2 separate regions of the Mus musculus genome follow, and region 1 is linked to region 2. Evidence: chromatin loops called from intact Hi-C (ENCODE). Cell type or tissue: heart. All regions are shown on one strand. Each heading gives the region's core, and the rest is flanking DNA. Links, peaks and the distances in the headings are about the cores only. Region 1 has its middle 61 kb from the start of Ccng2. Region 2 has its middle 3.8 kb from the start of Shroom3.

Region 1 (2,927 bases), core at 244-2,743, 650 kb before region 2:
TCAGAGGCCCCTATCTACCTTCCCCATTTATAATCTCAAGCACCATATTCCGTGCAACATTGTCTACAATATAGGTGTAGGGAATTCTGGACATGGCCTCTTGCTTTGCACAGCCATAAGGAGGTAGTTTGTGTTGAGATCTGCCTTCTGCTGTCCAGAGCCACAATGACCTGCACCCCAAAGAGAATGCTATGGTTACTGTGAATGGGAAAACAGCAAGCGAGGGTGAGGAAAAGAGAGTGTGATATTTCTTGTAAATGATTTTCTGAAGTACCAAGTTATGCAACTAGGAAATGCAGAAAAGCCAAAAGAAGAAAAGGTGGTGAAATAAAAATAATGTGAGGGCCAGACAATATGCAGAGAGTGAGATACCTTGTAATACTCAGCCCTCAAAGAGATGTCTTTATCAAATCCTTCCCATCAGGGCACAGGGTCTCCTGCTGAAGAGGAGGCAGACAGAGTGTAAGTACCAGACAGGATGGTAAACACCAAGAAAAAGGAGACCATCTAAAGAAAACAGGGCTGGTGCACTTAAGAATTCAGAGACTGGGCTGTGGAGATGGCTCAGTGGTTAAAAGCACTGGTTGCTCTTTAGAGGTCCTGAGTTCAATTCCCTGCAGCCACATGGTGGCTCACAACCATCTGCAATGGGGTCTGATGCCCTCTTCTGATGTGTCTGAAGAGACCAATGATGAATACATTTTAAAAATAATAATTCAGAGACTGAGGCAGTGTACACATGTTGATCTATATGAGATGAAATCCTAGAGCTACGAAGAGAAGTGGACACAAGCCTCTAGCCCTAACCAAGAAGCTATCTCCGATTGATAATCCCTCACAGAAGAAAGTCTCCCTGGAGAAACAAACAAATCTAAAAGGTGGTCCTCATGCCCAGCAGTAGATACCAACACAAAAAGAACCCCATAGCATCTTTGGTCCTTGTCTAATAATATCCTGTCAGGGCCTTTCCCCACCCCCTTTTTTTTAAAACTTTATCCTTTTTTAACTTTATTTTTCTTCTCTCTCTCTCTCTCTCTCTCTCTCACACACACACACACACACACACACACACACACACACACACACAAAAAAAAAAACAAGTCCTTTGAGTATATATTATAGCTTTCAGGTTTGTGTTTTCATGGGATTCCTGAATATGAGAACAGGAAGTTCTCCTCTTCTGGATCTATTTCTTGTACCTTTTCTCCAGCTCTTTTTCTTCTGCTTGTCTTGTCATATTCAGATGTGTTTGTTTCTTTTTCATCTTCTCTTATTTTACTTTATTATTATCCCTCTGTTTGTTTTCTACTGAGTGACAGAAAGGAGGTGGATCTGAATGGGAGTGGCAGGTAGAAGAAGCTGGGAGAAGTAAAGGGGGGGGACCATAATACGGATTATCAAATTGGAGGGGGTGAGCTATTTCAACTAAAGGGAAACTGTTGTGAAGTTCAGGCAGGCTGAACAATCTTGAAGACATGTGAGGTTATTGTAGCTCCTTTTCCAGTTTCAGGAGTACCCTCAGTACAGATCTCTCCATCTTGATCTCTAGTTGAGATGCATGCGTTCCCATACATGTAATTCTATGTCTTCAAACGACTTCAAGTGGTCAAAGCTCAATTTTCGTTGATTTCATTGCTAATGAATTTCCATCTGTTGAAGGGAGAAGCTTCCCAATTTAAGCGCCGTCCAACTAACCCAGGGACCATACAGCTTTGCTCTATGTGTGATTGCTGCCACCTGCTGGCCAGTATGCTGATCTCAGTCACAGGATGCCAAGGGCTGCTTGGGCCTACAACTTGCAGTCCGGGCAGGTAAGGATGCCTACTCAGAACTACCTGTATCTTTAGAGATAGAAAAGGCATAATAAGCAGCTATTTTCGATGGATTTGAGAAGATCTTACAGACCAAATTATCTTCCTTTAAGTTAAAAAAAAAAAGTAAGATCAACTGCTCTTCTTTTTGGACCTCAATGGGTCAAATAAACAAGTGACAGCTTCCACAGACATTTGTTAACCTTGGGCACAGATTTGTCACCATGTTTCCAGGCTGTGACTCTTCTACCAGTTATGGATGGCTGAGGCTGCTGAGTGACAGTGCTCTGAAGACTGAGCCGCTTTGTGGAATTCCTTAAACGCACAGCTCTGTTGACCCTGTAGGTTCCTCAAACTAATCCTGTCCCACATTCCCCATTTTGGAGAGTGGCAGTCACAATTGTACTGCAGACCTAAAGTCTTTTAGGTACATTTTAACACTTGGTCACATCTACAGCCTATCAGGAGACCAAGTTAAGGTTAAATGTGGCAACATAACTCTGTGACAGAGTGAACATGATAACATGTCATTCTCTTCTTTATAGCACCAGAATGGCTCACTGCTGGTCACTTTATAGCCCAGGAATGTCTAGGGAATCATAGTTCAGTGAGACAAGGCACTTATGATGTTGAATCAGAACCTGCTGGAACTCTTGCCTCACGAGGAATGCTCCCAACTCTGCACATATCAGCATCCCATGCTCAAGAGGCCATGAACATAGGTACGTTGCATGGTCTCCAAACCCACATGTACTTGTACATTCCTGCTGTGAACTTGTCTCAACCTTGGGGATCTTATTGAAAATTTGAGGAGATGATATTCATACCAAACTCAAGACAAGGGTGCCTTTGTTATAGCTTATAAAACTATGAATGAAATTTATTGCTACAGATTTCTATCTCATTCTGAAGACGGATGAATTATCACTATCCAGGGAGGAGTTGGGACCTCTCAACTTGGTCCAGGAATTTACCTCTATGACTTCTGACAAATGCCATTTATTCCATGACTGTCATAAGAACATGAGGTCTACCAATAGGCCTAGGTATTACCAACACCTGAAGCCTGATGAGGCACTGCCAATGCCTGGGCAGTGTCCATTTCTCATCAGCTGC
Region 2 (2,927 bases), core at 134-2,633:
AAAGATGGGGATGGATAACCCGGAAGCTGTAAGTCAGCTAGGAAGTGGATTGAAGCAGAGACCCCAACTCAAGCTAGGTAGTAGGCAAGCAGCTACACTTAAGGTTGCCCTCTGACCTCCACATGAGTATCCTGAAGGCGTTTGAACACACACACACACACACACACACACACACACACACACACACACTATAGTATGACTTTTTCCTCTGGGTTTCACAGGGTCTTCACATTGTCATTTTGGTATGAAGGTAACTTGACTTGGCAGCCATGGTGTGCCTGTGGAGGTCAGAGGACAGACAACTAATTGGAGGGAGTATTTCAAGGATCCCCCCACCCAGCTTCTTCCTGATTTGGAAGAAAGGCCTCAGAAGAAAAGTGTCACCGTCTCTTTTCTGATTTCTGCTACATCCCTATCCTTCTGCCTCATATTTAGACTTGACTCTACTTTACTAATTTAAAAATAAATCATTTTCATAATAGACACACCCCAGCAGGTGGCAACTACACATGTGGGTGCTGGGAACTGAGTTTGGGTCCTCTAGAAAAGCAGTAAGTACTCTTACCTGGTGAGCCATCTCTCTGGCCCCCAGTGTCTGCTTGTATGTGTCTGGCTTACTTAGTATGTTTTGAAGGTTTGTTTCTACAAATGTATTCCACTCCCTTTGCTTTGTTTTGTTCTGAGACACAGTCTTGTGTGGCCCAGGCTGACCTCAAACTCACTACATAGTCAAGGATGACCTTGAATCCTGATCTTCCTGCCTCCACCTTCCAAATGCTAGGGTTACAGGTGTGTACCACCATGCCCAGTGTGTGTGTGTGTGTATGTGTGTATGTATGTATGTGTGTGTGTGTGTGTGTGTATATATATGTGTGTGTGTGTGTGTGTGTGTGTGTGTGTTTGTGTGTGTGTATATATATATATATATATATATATATGTGTATGTGTGTGTGTGTGTGTGTATGTATATATATATATTTGACAAATTCTGCAAGGTCTTTCTTACAAGTCTCATCGTGTGTCCACAGAGGAGAAATATAGCCACAACACCTTGCTCCCCATCTAGCATTCCCATACTCAACTCTTTCAAATGCCATAGTATCTTTCTAGTTTTACTAATTTTTTTTTTTTTGCAATGGGTATATATGCATCAGGGATACAAGGGCCTTTCATGCTCTCGATGACAACAGCTCTGCCTTCAAGCTACAGCTCCTACTTTTGCTGACATCTCTAATACAATTTTTATTTTATATATTTATTAATGCTTGTTTTGTTGAGACGAGATCTCACTATATAGCTGTAGCTGGCGTGGAGAAAGCTCCGTAGACCAGGCTGGCCACAGACTCACAAAAATCCAGTTGCTTCTGCCTTCCAAACGCTGGAATTCTAATTAATTTTCAAAGCATTGAATTTTGGTTGTTTTTAACTGCTCAAGAAAGTCTCTGAAAATGAAGCCAGGGTGACATCTAGTGGTCCTTCTGGGCCACTAATTTATTCAAGTCATTGCAGACAAGATGTTGAAGTACAGGTTGGAATAAATTATATAGTCTTAGAATGATTCTGAACAATCTAAAACAAAATCCAGCTTATTTTAAAGCTTGCCCATTTCTCTAGGCAATATTTTATACACAAAAAGAGTCACCTCTTCATGGGTCTTCCTAAGACAGCCTTAGGTAGCCGGCAGCTCCTGGCCTGCAAAGGCCAGAAGTGGTTTACACACTGCCCCCGAAAGCAGGTTCTTGGGAAAAGCATGAAGGCACGAAAGTTAGTTTATTCCAATAGTATCTCCATGCTGGAACTTTCCCTGAAGTACAGAACCATAGAACATTATGATGGATACTTCCCCATAACTGGGGTTCAGCAAGAATCAAGGAGAACACAAGGAACAGACAATGTACAGCACCTGCCCCTCAAGCTACAATAAGGCCCGTGTCACAATAATCACAGCACAGATAATCAAAATCTTTCCGAAGGGGTCCACGGTGATTGTAATTGCCATGGCGGTTTTATCAGCGTACATCGGGCACGACTCATGGATGGTATAAGGCAGGTGGCGGCAGTTTATTCAAAGGGAATTTTGTCTCCATGATGTTAGATCTTAAAAGGTCAGCAGAGCCTCATGATGCACACCTGCCACCCCAGTGCTCAGCCACAGAAACAGGAGTATTGTCAATTCAAGGGCAGCTGGGCTACATGTGACATTCCAGGCCAGTCTGGGCTATGTAGGGATACCCTTGACTCAAAAAGCAAGCAAGAAAACTAGCAACATAAACTTACTGTACAAGGACTTCGAGAATTCCAGGAACACATGAGCAAATAACACCATGTGATATATATATATATATATAAACAGAATGAAATTCTCTGGGCATGGTGGTACACACCATGTAACCCTAGCATTTGGAAGGTGGAGGCAGGAAGATCAGGATTCAAGGTCATCCTTGACTATGTAGTGAGTTTGAGGTCAGCCTGGGCCACACAAGACTGTGTCTCAGAACAAAACAAAGCAAAGGGAGTGGAATACATTTGTAGAAATAAACCTTCAAAACATACTAAGTAAGCCGGACACATACAAGCAGACACTGGGGGCCAGAGAGATGGCTCACCAGGTAAGAGTACTTACTGCTTTTCCACACTTTCCAAGCTTAGTTACCAGCACCTATATGGTGGCTCACAACCACCTGTAATCTAGTTTGAGGGGATACAACTCCATTTTCTGGCCCCAAGGGCACCAGGCACGAATGTTGTACATATATGTTCATGCAAGAAAAACTCTCGTACAAATAACATAAACCTTTTTTAAAAAGCTCTATTTGCTTATACATATGAGCAGTGCCTACAGCAGATAAGACCATAGACACAGAAACTAGAACAATGATTGCTGGGGTTGGAGAAACTAGAATATAATAAGCACCAAGTTCCAGCTG

The links. Hi-C counts contacts between places; a loop is a spot of excess contacts. Peaks named below come from ENCODE experiments on the same cell type or tissue, not always from the same donor. Only the 100,000 strongest peaks of a DNase experiment are listed, where the experiment ranks them.
Region 1: a loop joins it to region 2, with 3 times the contacts of the local background. A loop is called at or near these places in 7 of 42 quality-filtered maps.

The regions. Positions count from the first base shown.
Region 1 is chr5:93,327,061-93,329,987 of GRCm38, reverse strand. No RefSeq gene overlaps it. Among named protein-coding and RNA genes, the nearest start is that of Ccng2, 61 kb to the right of the region's middle. In heart, for the core only: a CTCF peak has its summit at 1,747 (motif pointing left); a DNase peak (open chromatin) is centred at 1,747.
Region 2 is chr5:92,678,177-92,681,103 of GRCm38, reverse strand. No RefSeq gene overlaps it. Among named protein-coding and RNA genes, the nearest start is that of Shroom3, 3.8 kb to the left of the region's middle. In heart, for the core only: a CTCF peak has its summit at 1,472 (motif pointing left); no DNase peak of the experiment used is centred there.